Linked DNA regions of Homo sapiens: region 2 is linked to region 1. A link is a contact called in ENCODE Hi-C or POLR2A ChIA-PET data. All regions are on one chromosome and are shown on one strand. Each heading gives the region's core, a stretch centred on a gene start or an enhancer-like site at or near the end of the contact. The rest is flanking DNA. Distances are from core to core; before and after follow the strand shown. Region 1 overlaps CTNNA1 (catenin alpha 1). Region 2 overlaps SLC23A1 (solute carrier family 23 member 1).

What was found. Hi-C counts contacts between places; a loop is a spot of excess contacts on that map. ChIA-PET counts read pairs that join two places held with the same protein, here RNA polymerase II (POLR2A). Pooled maps may share reads with other maps.
Region 2: a loop to region 1 is called in a map with no recorded cell type, with 2.5 times the contacts of the local background. The contact joins two enhancer-like sites. A Hi-C loop is called at or near these places in 1 of 37 single-sample maps with no recorded cell type and 7 of 50 pooled maps. POLR2A ChIA-PET finds 5 or more read pairs at or near these places in 2 of 52 experiments (Panc1 and activated CD4-positive, alpha-beta T cell).

Annotation. Positions count from the first base shown.
Region 1 is chr5:138,815,677-138,822,491 of GRCh38, forward strand. All of the region lies in intron 5 of CTNNA1 (catenin alpha 1), which reads left to right. Among named protein-coding and RNA genes, the nearest start is that of LRRTM2, 56 kb to the right of the region's middle. Within about 2 kb of position 3,560, at least 2 of the 41 ENCODE cell types and tissues checked have a DNase peak (open chromatin) inside an H3K27ac peak, as active enhancers do.
Region 2 is chr5:139,370,166-139,376,980 of GRCh38, forward strand. SLC23A1 (solute carrier family 23 member 1) reads right to left here. Exons shown (of 15, transcript NM_005847.5): 14 at 1,822-2,088. The coding sequence ends at 1,841. Among named protein-coding and RNA genes, the nearest start is that of SLC23A1, 9.7 kb to the right of the region's middle. Within about 2 kb of position 3,631, at least 18 of the 41 ENCODE cell types and tissues checked have a DNase peak (open chromatin) inside an H3K27ac peak, as active enhancers do.

The DNA of each region.
Region 1 (6,815 bases), core at 2,310-4,809:
ATTTTATTCTATTTTTTTCTGCCAGAATTTTGAATGATACGTATTCGCATTTTCTTGGGTTTATAGTAAGTCATGAGTCATTTGTAGTTTTCCTTGGGCCTAAGTTTTTAGCCTTAGCCTCCTGAAAGAGAATTCACTGAGTAGACTGGTTGTGGGCTCCTGTGTACCCCCGTTCACAAAATGGTCTTTTATAGGCTTGGGCCTTGGTGTATATTCCAGTAGACGAATGCTTTTCTTGGAAATTAAACAAATACTAATTTTGTCCTAAGGGCCCAGCCTGATGGAAACTTCATTATTTCTTTTGGGCACTGTCCATTGGCCTCCTTCAGTAGAATTTATTCCTCCTATTTAACTGTATATTTGTATCTGATAACTAACCTTTGGCTACCCACCTCTCCGCACTACCCTTCCTCACTTCTATGAGTCAACTTCTTAAGCTTCCATGTAAGTGAGAACATGTGGTATTTATCTTCCTGTGCCTGGCTTATTTGACTTACCATAGTGTTTTCTGAGGTCATCCATGTTTCCATGAATGACAGAATTTTGTCTTTTTTAAATGGCTAAATAGTATTCCATTGTGAATATATGCCACATTTTGTCTGTTGATGGACACTTAGGTTGATTCCATATCTTGGCTATTGTGAATAGAGCTGCAGTAAACACAGGAATGCATGTCTCTCTTTGACTTACTGATTTCCTTTCCTTTGGATACCCAGTAGTGGGATTGCTGGATCATATGATTGGTCTATTTTTAGTTTTTTGAGGAAATTCCATACAATTTTCCATAATGGCTGTACTGATTTACATTCCCACCATCAGTGTATAAGAGTGTTCCCCTTTCCCTGCATTCCCACCAGCATTTTTTTTCCTTTCGTTTTGCTAATAGCCATTCTAATTAGAATGAGATGATAACCTCTTGGAGGTTTTGATTTGCTTTTCTCTGATGATTAGTGATGTTGAGGATCTTTCCATATACCTGTTGGTCATTTGTATGTCTTCTTTTGAGAAATGTATGTTTAGCTCATTTGTCTTTTTTTTTTTTAAGACAGAGTTTTAGTGTGTCACTCAGGCTGGAGTGCAGTGGTGCAATCTCGACTCACTGCAACCTCCACTTCCCAAGTTCAAGCAATTCCTGTCTCAGCTTCCTGAGTAGCTGAGACTACAGGCATGCGCCACCATGCCCAGCTGATTTTTGTATTTTTAGTAGAGTCAGGTTTTCACCATGTTGGCCAGGCTGGTCTCGAACTCCTGGCCTCAAAAGTGATCCACCTGCCTTGGCCTCCCAGAGTGCCTGGATTACAGGTGTGACCCACCGTGCCCGGCTACATTTGCCCATTTTAAAATCAGATTATTTGAGTTTTTGCTGTTGAGTTGTTTGAGTTGTTTGTATATTCTAGATATTAATCCCTTATCAGATGAATAGTTTGCACATATTTTCTCCTGTTCTTCAGGTTGGCTCTTCACTCTGTTGATTATTTCCTTTGTTGTGCAGAAGATTTTTAGTTTATATAATTCCGTTTGTCTGTTTGAATATAACATTCCATTTTTTCCTGGCCTGTAGCGTTTCTGCATAGAAATCTGCGTTATTCTAATGGGAATTCCCTTTTATGTGACTTGATGCTTTTCACTTGCTGTCTTTAGAATTTTATCTTTGTCTTTTGACTTTTGACAATTTGACTATAATGTGCCTTGGGTGTATAACTACCCACTAATTATAACTACTTTTTTGATTCAATCTCTTTGGGGACTTTTTGGGCTTTTTGGATCTGTATGTCCATATCTCTCCCCAGACTTGGGAAGTTTCCAGCTATTATTTAATTAAATAGGTTTTCTATGCCTTTTCTTTTCTCCTTCTGGAATTCCCATGATGGGAATATTGGTTGATTTAATGCTATCCTATAAGTTTTGCAGGCTTTCTTCACTCTTTTTCATTGTTTTTTGTTTGTTTGTTTTTCCTCTGGGTAATTTCAAGCTACCTATCTTCAAGTTCTGAGATTTTCTTTTTCTTGGTGAAATCTTTTGAAACTTTCTATTGTATTTTTTATTGAATTCTTCGTTGTTTTCACCATTAAATTCTTTAGCTGCATGATTTCTGTTGGTTCTTCTTCATGCATTCTTTTTGTTGAATTTCTCATTTACATCCTGATTTTGGTGAATTTTCTATTTGTATTTTATTGTATCTCTTTGAGGTTCCTTAAGATAATTATTTTATTTTATCTTTTTGAGACAGACTTTCGCTGTCATCTGTTGCCCAGGCTGGAGTGCAGTGGCATGATCTTGGCTCATTGCAACCTCCACCTCCCAGGTTCAAATGATTCTTGAGCCTTAGCCCCGTCCCTGCGCCCCCGCCCCCACAACCAAGTAGCTGGGATTACTGGTGTGAGCCACTGCATCTGGGCCTAGATTTTAAATTCTTTTTCTGGCAGTTTGTTGATTTCCCCCTTTTTTTTCCTTTTTCTTTTTTTTTTTTTCAGACAGGGTCTTGCTCTGTCGCCCAGGCCAGAGTGCAGTGGCATTTTCTCGGCAGTCTCAAGTGATCCTCCCATCTCAGCCTCCCAAATTGCTGGGGCTACAGGCATGCCATATCCAGCTTTTTTTTTTTTTTGGGAGCGGGGGTGGGTAGAGATAGGGTCTTGTTACGTTGTCCAGGCTGGTCCCGAACTCCTGGGCTCACACTGACTTCCTTTTTATTGGGTTCTAGTGTTAAAGAGTTATATTCCTTTCTTGGTGTCATATTTACTTGCTTTCTCATGTTTCTTATGTCCCTGTTTTGATGTCTGTGCATGTGGTGGGACAATCACCTCTTCTACAGTCTTTTGAATGGCTTTTATAGAGACTTTCCCTTGCAGTTGGATTTTAGTGTGCTGGTTAGGGAGTGTGTGTTGGCTCTGTGTCCAGTAGGAGCAATAGTACAGTCTTCGTGCAGCTTCTTCACCTGTGTTCAACATCAGCAGTAACTTTGGGTGCCTCAGTTGCCTAGGCTGTAGAAGTTTGTGGTAGTTGTGGCAGTCATGTAGGTCCTTGGTGTCAAGGGTTTTTGGGGTCCTCCTCTTCTTGTTTTTCTCACAGTAGGGAGACTTAGCTGACTGGGTCCCTGGTTGTGTCAGGTATGACACAGTGTACGAGCAGCTACTGTGGCACTGGGTTCCAGGTACAGGTGCTCGCGGTGGCTGTGGGGCTGGGGTCCCAGGCTCAGGGTTTTGTGAACTTACTGTGGCACCTGGATCTTGGGATGTATTGAGTGCCTGGCTTTGTTCTCTATGGCAGAGTTGGATGTCAGTTGCCCATAAAGCCAGGATCTGTGACTCTGAGGCACCCCAGTAGCTTTGGCCCAGGGGCCTAGGTTGAGGTTATGATTCTTTCCTTAGGGGGCAGGGCACAGCATTGGCGTGATTGGGAAGAAGGGGTGCTCTGGAGGTTTGGGCCCAGGGAGCAGGGTGTATGTAGCTACAATTTGGGAACCTGAGCCAATAGGGCTCAGTGGCAAGTTGGAGCCTAGAGGATGAGGCACCATGCAGTAATGACTCTAGGCCCCCGGATGGTGGAGCTTGGCAGTATCCTAGGCTCTGTGAAGCCAGGTGCAACAGCAGCACATATCCCAGAATGGCAGAGCACAGCTGTTGTGTGGGCCCTGGGGAGGGGAGGGAACAGCACAGCGATTACTCTACTCTGCAAGGAGAGGAGTGTCTCAGCAGTTCAGACTCTAGAGAATCCAGCTTTAGGGAAACAGAATACTAGAGTTGTTTGGCCTGTACGGCGAATGTCTCTGCTCAGCCACTGTTCTGTTTCCCTTGGATGCAGGGTACTATGTCGGCTCAGCCCTGGGATGCTCAGCTGGTTTAGGGCACCAGTTCCCCAGGGGCAATGTGCTGCTTCAGCGCAGGCCTGAGGGGCATGACTTTTCTGGACAGTCCAGGCACTGATTCCTTGGGATGCAGGGCACCACTTCTGCTAAAGCACTTGGATGCGTGACTGCTCTGGGTGCCATTTCCTTGGATTCAGGGCACCGCTTCAAGTTGGGCACTAGTGTGGGGTGACTCCTCTAAGCAGCGAAGGTACTGTTTTCCCTGGAAGGGGAGTGATATTGTTTGGATTTGTGTCCCCCCCCAAATCTCGTGTCTAATTGTAGTCCCCAGTGTTGGAGGAGGGGCATGGTAGGAGGTGATTGGATTGGCGGGGGGCGGGGGGGTGAGTGGGGGGATTTCCCCCTTGCTGTTCTTGGGAGTGAGTTCTCACAGATCTGGTTGTTTAAAATCTCCCCCTTTGCTCTCTTCCTCCTGCTCTCGCCATGTAAGATATGATTCCTTTCTCTTTGCTCTGTGCCATGATTGTAAGATTCCTGAACCACCCACCCCCCGCCCTGCCCCCCACCGCCAGCCATGCTTCCTGTACAGCCTGCAGAACCATGAGCCAATTAAACCTGTAAAGGTAGTCCTTTATAGCAGTGCAAGTATGGGCTAATACAGGGAGAGAAGAGGGGTAGATGGAGTGGCTTCCTCTCTCCTTGGCCCCATGAGTAAGGGTATAACAGTTGCTTGCAGCTTGGGGATGTCTGGCCAATTGGTTGTGATAGTTTGGTGGTGACTTAGCCTTGGGGATGAAGGGAAGCTGTGGCCGCTCACACTAGGAGCAAGACACACTCCAGCCATGGTTCCATTTCCAAGATGGTATAGCACAGTAGTTGCATGGGCTGTAGAGGGCAGGTCACAGTCTCGTCCCCTTCTTGGAGGGAGCACAGCAATGTGGATTCTAGGCAGGTCCCTCAGCTGGGCCTAGTGCCTATGAGAACTGCAGGGACAGTGGTGAGGTCTGTATGTGTCCAAGGTGTTGATGGGGGTTGCTGAAATCCTCTTGCTTACCTCCTCGAAGTAGGGAGGTTTGTCCTGGTTCCCGGGTGATCCTGGTTGGGGTATAGGGTGGTGGAGGCCTGGTGTTTCCTTCTGTTTTCCATGTGGCCAGCCTGAGATTTGTCACCAGGGTTTCTGTAACTCCTCTGATGCGCTTTGGCACTCTATCTCAATTATTTTTATTAAAATGTAGTTGTTTAGTCGTTGTTTTGGGTGTTGTTTTGAGGGGGGTGAATGCTAGGAGCTGCTAGTTGGCCATCTGATGTCACTGTTTTAAACCCTTTGTAAACATAAACTCATTTAATCTTCACAAAATAATGTGAGGTAGATACTATAACTGGTCGCATATTAATTGTAATAGAGGTTACGTAATCTTGCAAGGTCACTCATCTAACAAATGGTGGAGCCAGGATTTGAACCTAGGTTGTTTGGCACCAGAGGACAGAGATACTGTGTTTTAATTGTTCCTATAATCACTGCTGTCTAGAATATTGCCTGGACATAGTGGTGTTCAATAAATATTTGTTTAACAACTGAGTGACTGAACCACTTTGCTGTACTGGAATTGGATTCTAAGTGTGACGCCAATCAGTTACTTTCTAATTAAGTGTGGCTGGAATATTATTTGCTGACTAGAAGTGTTGAATCTCCATTAGCTGCATGTTGTTCTTTGACTGTAAGTGTAAAATTGATGGCAGAAGTAAGGATGGGTTGGCATCAACCTTAGATCCTGTGAGAAGGACCACTTCTGCCTCATATTGTCGACTCTGGCTTCCCAACATGCTAGTGATGTAATAATGCTTTGATGCTTACATTCCCTCCATCTGTGTGCAGAGAGCTTATTGAGGTATTTGATGATAATGTAATGCTTCTTATTTATTACCTAGTCTATGAATTCTTGCCTTTTGTGATTATTTTTTTCTGAAAACTTGGACACTGAATAGTAATGTTACTGTCGGTGTTTTATTTGTAAATACTTTGGACTGGTTGGATTGTTTGACCATGGACCCTTTTTTTAAGTGTAGCCATTTGTATCCAAGAGAAATCTATGGCTATAATTTTATATTGTTAAGAGAGAAATGAGAGGAAACTTCCACTTGAATTTTCAGCTCTTGGTTAGAGGCAGTGTTATAGATTGCTTAGAAGTTAGTTTCTATTTTTTGGTCAGTCCATGGGATATCATTCAGATTACATTGAAAGCAGTTCTTTGTTCCTGAGTCTGCTTGAACCATCACTGGGTTGGTGAAGTTGGGGATTATGAAAGCTAAAGTAGACCAAGAGACTCTAGTTTTGTAAATAATCTATTATGTTGCTTAATAGGTCACTTTCCTCAGTAATCTGGATTACTTATTGGCATTATATATCTTGAAAAGAGTACTTTTAATCATTATTCTTATTACAGTAAATAGTGCTGTACTGTGATAGTGTCCGTTTTCTTTATGTAACAAAATCTAATTTCTTTGTGCTAAGGCAAGAGCAGTTCTAAAGAGAGAAAAAAGAACACTTTAGCAGTCAGGACAAATGATGGTATTTCGTTATTATTTTCATCATAGATTAAAATATATCCCTCATACTTTGTAAATAGGAGTCTATCAGAGATACACTGTGATAAGGGCAAGACAATTAGAAAATGGCACACAGAACATATGCACCAGCTGTTTAAGCATAATGGTTAACCCTAGCTCCTTGTCATAACTCGAGTCTTGAAATGATCACCAATTCTCTAAATCCACAGGATCTTGTTTCTGAATATTTAGCCTAATGTAGTCTTTGGAAAAGTAGAAGTTGGTAATACCATACCAGGCAGTGGCTTAGGAAAGTCATGTGTTGAATAGTAATTATGGCACCTGCTAACTTGAGATGACCGTAAGTGTCTTTGGTAACTAACCTTTATAAGAAGCTATGCTGATCTAGGTCATAGATACTTAGGAGGAATGCCAAAGCTGATTGCAAAGCATTTTTATAAAA
Region 2 (6,815 bases), core at 2,381-4,880, 550 kb after region 1:
GTTGGTTGGTTGGTTGGTTTTTGGAGACGGAGTCCTGCTCTGTTGCCCAGGCTGAAGTACAGTGGCACGATCTCAGCTCACTGCAACCTTCACCTCCCAGGTTCAAGTGATTCTCCTGCCTCAGCCTCCCAAATAGCTAGGATTACAGTTGTGTGCCACCACACCTGGCTAATTTTTGTATTTTTAGTAGAGACCGAGTTTCACCATGTTAGCCGGGCTGGTCTTGAACTCCTGACTTCAGGTTATCCACCTGCCTCGGCCTCCCAAAGTGCTGAGATTACAGGCGTGAGCCACCGCACCCAGCCTTTATTTATTTATTTATTTATTTATTTATTTATTTATTTTCAAGACAGAGTCTCACTCTGTCACCAAGGCTGGAGTGCAGTCATGCAATCTCAGTTCAATGCAACCTCTGCCTCCTGGGCTCAAGTGATTCTCCTGTCTCAGCCTCAAGTAGCTGGGATTACAGGCGCCTACCACCACGCCTGGCTAATTTTTGTATTTTTTTAGTAGAGATGCGGTTTTGCCATGTTGGCCAGGCTGGACTCGAACTCCTGACCTCAGGTGATCGCCCTTAAGAGTAAAGATTCTTGAATGTGGCTTTTGTTGGGAAAAAAATTTAAAAAAAGAAAAGGGGGCTCTAGGCTGGGTGCGGTGGCTCACGCCTGTAATCCCAGTACTTTGGGAGGTCAAGGTAGGTGGATCATTTGAGGTTAGGAGTTTGAGACCAGCCTGGCCAACATGGTGAAACTCCATCTCTACAAAAATAAGCTGGGCATGGTGGTAGACGCCTGTAATCCCAGCTACTCAGAAGGCTGAGACAGGAGAATTGCTTGAACCCGGGAGGTGGAGGTTGCAGTGAGCCGAGATGGCGCCACTGCACTCCAGCCTGGGCGACAGAGCAAGACTCTGTCTCAAAAAAAAAGGAAAAGGGAACTCTAGCCAGACTTCCTGGATGTGAATCCTGTGATCATGGGCATATCACTTAACCTTTCTGTACCTTCCTTTCCACATCTCTAAAATAGCAGTAATAACTGTCTCTGGATTATGTGAGTAGTTAATATATATAAGTACTTAAGACATAGAAAGTCCTGTTTTAAGTGTTGTTATTTTTACTATTAAGGAGTCATCTAGGCTAACCTCTCTTTTTGGGAACTTTTCTTGTCTGTCTGAGGGAACGTGCACATTGAACCCACTTCAGTGTTTAGTAGAGAGCCAGGCATCTGCATTACAGATAGTGATGGAAGGTTTCCGAGCATCAGCTGCCCATGCGTTCTGAAGACCTAAGGACAAAGTGTCACCTCATCAGGGCTTGTACAGGCATCGTTTTAGGATAAAGGCATCCTGTTTTAAAGGGTTTTAATTTTATGACGTTATTGAGACAAGGCAGTGTATATGAGAGGATTTTTCCTGTTCTTGTGCTGCATTTCTCAACATTTTCCATGTCGCATATCAAAGTGATACTTGTTTAGCATACTGGAGTACAAGAATGAGGCTGCCAGTGGCTAGAGTTCTTAGCTCAAGGACTCCAATTGGCCCAGATTCTGCCCAGGTGTCTGGAAGGCTAGAGGATCTGCATTTCAGCATACTTGTAGCCTCTTAGTGGCCCACACTAGTTGGGAAGTTCTGCTGTTACTATGAAATGGTAAAGGAATTCCACCCAAAATCCGTATGTTGACTTTTTACCCAGCTCACCTTCTCTTTGAGGACATTCAAACAGTTTACAAGAAAGAGAACTGAGTAGTTTGGTTTTTCTTTGGTTAAAGCATAAGAATGTTTTGATTATTCAACCCTCCCACAAAAACCATAGACACATCCTACCTTTCCTGGAAGTCATTTTTCAGACCTTGGTGCACACAGATGCAGTTTCTGTATTTTCTGGAGTGTCTTCTGGAATTGCAATCTGATCTTTTGAACTTGAAGAAAATCCTTTGAAGACTGGGCAGATAGGAATGTATTTCAGAAAGGTAATTCTTTTTACTATGCCCATCCCAATGGGGAAATCGTAGCTCTTGAGGCTGGAAGACATGTCACTGTTGGCATGAGCCCCAGCTTTCCACTGTATCAGACCACGCTCCTCTGGGCTCCCTGGAAGAGGATAGTGAGGTCATTTACCAAGGCCAGCAACCCTCAGCCACCCCCACTTCCCATAACCCAGTCCTAAGGCAGACTTCTGGAATCAAGTATCTTCCTTAACTATCATTTGGTCCTAAAACGTGGCTGAATCTATGGTTTCTGAGCTCCTAACTTGGCCAGAGCTCTAAGGAACACTAAAGGATACTAGTTATAGTAGTATTTATTGTGTAACTACAGTGTGCCAGGCTCTGTGCTAAGTGCTTTAATTTCATTATCTTGTTTCTTGAAAACATACCCCTGGGAGATGTATAGACACCATTGTACAAATTTTTATTTTATTTTATTTTATTTATTTATTTTTTTGAGACAGTCTCGCTCTGTTGCCCAGGCTGGAGTGCACTGGCACGATCTCGGCTCACTGCCACCTCCTCCTCCCGGGTTTAAGCGATTATCCTGCCTCAGTCTCCTTAGTAGCTGGGATTACAGGCATGCACCACCATGCCCAGCTAATTTTTGTATTTTTAGTAGAGACGGGGTGTCACTATGTTGGTCAGGCTGGTCTTGAACTCCTGACCTTGTGATCTGCCTGGCTTGGCCTCCCAAAGTGCTGGGATTATAAGCGTGAGCCACTGTGCCCGGCCTATACAAAATTTTAAGATGAAGAAAGGGACAAAAAGTTAAGTAATTGTGAACCTAAATCTGTGAGTATGTGGTAATGTGTGTTAGGCCCATGGGGACCAAATCAAGTCCAGATTGCGTTCTGGGGGTAAGGGAGGCATATTTTGAAACACTATAATCAGTGTTAATATTTCATATTATGATTCCATATGTGAAAAACTCATTTTTATAATACAAACTTCAGAAAGTCAAGCTAAATAAAATCTTTGGAGGTAGGGATACACCAAATAATTTGTTTTTTTGTGTTGTGTTTTTTTTGTTGTTGTTGTTGTTTTTGAGACAGAGTCTTGCTCTGTTGCCCAGGATGGAGTACAGTGGGTTGATCTCGGTTCACTGCAACCTCTGCCTCCCAGATGCAAGCGATTCTCCTGCCTCAGCCTCCCGAGTAGCTGGGATTACAGGTGTGACCCACCACGCCCGGCTAATTACTGTAATTTTAATAGAGATGAGGTTTCACCATGTTGGCCAGGCACTGGTGTCGAACTCCTGACCTCAAGTGATCAGCCCGCCTTGGCCTTGCAAAGTTCTGGGATTATAGGTGTGAGCCACTGAGCCGGGCTAGTAATTTTTACAACTAGGAATTCTCCCTCAGGTGGGGCAGGGTCACATGAGATCTCAGGTTTTCACAAGAGGGCTGGGATCGACAAAGACTGAAATACTATAAATCTAGCAGGAGTGGGAATTTCCACTTGCTGGCAGCCCAGGCTGAGAACAAACCCATGAGTAGCACAAACCAAGTTATGTTCCAAAATCTCACAGGAGAGGGCACTGAGGGAAGGTGGAGTCCCTAGGGAAGACTACCTGGAAGAGACACTGTTTGGGCTTGGCTCTACAAAGGGCACACACAGTCTGGAAGAGAAACCTTGATTGGGCTTGGCTGTACAAAGGGCACACACAGTGGGCACAGTAGAGTGGGATGAGCCATAGGTGTGGCGTAGGACTATGTTTCTGGTGTCCGATTACCTCGCACCACTGCCAAGACACACATGGCAGCCAGCCCAGAGCTCCCTCTAGCAGACCAGTCAGCCTGCCCACTACATCCCAACCTTCAGTGCCTTCTGTACTTCTCCAAGCCCCCTCCTTTTTCCTAGGCCTCACCTACTCTCCCTCATCAGTAAACCCTCCCAATAACTCCAGCCCGGCTTCCTTGACTTCATTGCTTGCTTAAATCTAGTTTTACCACCTATCTTGTGCCAGGAGCTCCTCTAAACAAATTGTTACTGACTTACACTTTTTGGCATATCCTCCTCAGTGTCTGATTCAGGGCCAAGCTGGTAAGCTCTAGCAGCATGTGCTGAACTAAACGGACTGCCCTCTAAGGTTGGGCTCTGGATAGGTAAAGACAAAGAGCACCCTGTGTCTACTAAAAATACAAAAAATTAGCCAGGCGTGGTGGCGGGCACCGGTAGTCCCAGCTACTCGGGAGGCTGAGGCAGGAGAATGGTGTGAACCTGGGAGGCACAGCCAAGATTGCGCCACTGCACTCCAGCCTGGGCGACAGAGCGAGACTCCGTCTCAAAAACAAAACAAACAAACAAACAAAAAAAACAAATGCAAAATGGCCCATCCCCAGCAGGAAGTTAAGGGCTGGAAAAGGCTTTTGCTATTCCATGGTTAAGGACAGGGTTTTGAGCCAGCTAGACCTTAGTTTGAATCCAGGTTGTGTGACCTTAGGCAAGTGACAACCCCCCTGAGCTTTAGGTTCCTCAGTGGATACTGAAGACTGCTGAGCTTATGTGGCATGACACACAGGATGATTCCTGGCAGGGACAGTTGTGATGCTCAGGTGGGTTGAAATGTGGGGTATAAGGGACTCAGGCAGTTCTGCAGCTGTTGTTAAGGATGACTGGATAGCTTAAACTAGCCACCCAAGTCACAAAGAAGCCTCTTCATGTACAGATGCCTACCCAGATGCTCTCCATCTCCTCATATTCCCTAGGCATTGAGGCTGCCACTTGACTGTCTCAGGCCCATAGGATGGTCTGTTCCAGCCCCCAGTCTAGCATCCTCTAAATGGGCAGGGGTACCATGTTCAAATAGCCACCCATCCATCGAAGGGACAGCTGCTACCAAGAGCACCTTCCTTTGATTCTGCCTAAAATCCTACGGGGAACCCTGGCCCTCCTCTGTCCTCCCCAGCCCCAACCCACCAGCTGTTCAGAGACAGCCTCTGACACCTATGTTATGTGAACATGAACACTTGGATCTTGAGAGAGAGGGAGGCAGACAGGACCTGTGGCTGTGATCAGGCTGGTAAGTGACAAAATGGAGGCCCATCATCTTGCTACTACCATCCCTTATGTCCCTATACTGATGCAGTCATTAACTCCCATCTCCATGGAGCCTTCCCCAGTCCTGCAGCCCAGGTCCCCTGAAACCCTCCAGCAGAGGCAGTATGGTGCAGTGGATGGGACACAGGCCATTGACTGCGTCAGATGGATGTTGTTAAAAATCCCAGATTTAGCCAGATGGTATATAGCATGCACCTGTACTCTCAGCTCTTCAGGAGGCCGAGACAGAAGGATTGCTTGAGTCCAGGAGTTTGAGGCTGTAGTATGCTATGATCACACCTGTGAATAACCACTGCACTCCAGCCTGGGCAACATAGACCCCCATCTTAATTTAAAAATAGAGGCTAGGTGTGGTGGCTCACGCCTGTAATCCTAGCACTTTGGGAGGCCAAGGTGGGCGGATCACCTGAGGTCAGGAGTTTGAGACTACCCTGGCCAACATAGTGAAACCCTGTCTCTACTAAAAATACAAAAATTAGCTGGGTGTGGTGGTGCACACCTGTAATCCCAGCTACTTGGGAGGCTGAGGCAAGAGAATCGGTTGAGCTCAGGAGGCGGAGGTGGCAGTGAGCCGAGATCACGCCATTGTGCTCCAGCCTGGGTGACAAGAGCAAGACTCCATCTCAAAAAAAAAAAATTGAGGACAGGTGTGGTGGCTCACACCTATAATCCCAGTACTTTGAGAGGCTGAGATGGGAGGATCACTTGAGCCCAGGAGTTCAAGACCAACCTTGGCAATAAAGTAAGACCCCGTCTCTACAAAAAATTCAAAAATTAGCCGGGCATGGTGGCATGCACCTGTGCACCGGTAGTCCCAATTATTTGGGAGGCTGAGGCAGGAGGGTCACATAAGCCCAGGAGTTTGAGGCTGTAGTGAGCTATGATTGTGCCACTACACTCCAGTCTGGGTGATAGTCTGAGACCCTGTCTCAATTAAAATATACATCCCAGATTTGCGATGTTTTAATTTTTTTTTTGAGATGGAGTCTCACCCTGTCACCCAGGCTGGAGTGCAATGGCACGATCTCGGCCCACCGCAACCTTCGCCTCCCAGGTTCAAGCAATTCTCCTGCCTCAGCCTCCCGAGAAGCTGGGATTACAGGCACACACCACCACACCCAGCTAATTTTTGCATTTTTAGTAGAGATGGGGTTTCACCATGTTGGCCAGGCTTGTCTCAAACTCCTGACCTCGTGATCCACCCGCCTTAGCCTCCCAAAGTGATGGGATTACAGGCATGAGCCACCATGCTCGGCCGTGATGTTTTAATTTTGTGACTTTATGACTTTGTGGTTTTTGAGGATGAAGTAAGACACTTAGCTCTGCCTTACCCATAGTATATGTTTGCTAAATGTTAACTGTTTGTTATCAGAGCACCTGGTGACATTTATTTTATATATTTACTGGCATCTTTATGCGGGCCCCACAAAGTATCCTCCACGATCTTTGCAAAAAGCTCTGGTACCAAAGGGAAATGTTAGTGGCTCTTCTAGTCGCCATTGTGGCAGGCTGCTGACATATTTGGAGTGGATGGATTTTGCCAACAAACTGATGCTGCATTTATCTCTGTCCTACTCTGAAGAAAGCAAAGACATCCCTCAGCCCAGTGGCTATTAAGAAATGGAGAGGAGGCCAGGTGCAGTGGCTCATGCCTGTAATCCAGCACTTTGGGAGGTTGAGGCGAGCGTATCACTTGAGGTCAGGAGTTCAAGACCAGCCTGCCCAATATGGTGAAACCCCATCTCTACCAAAAATATGAAAATTAGCTGG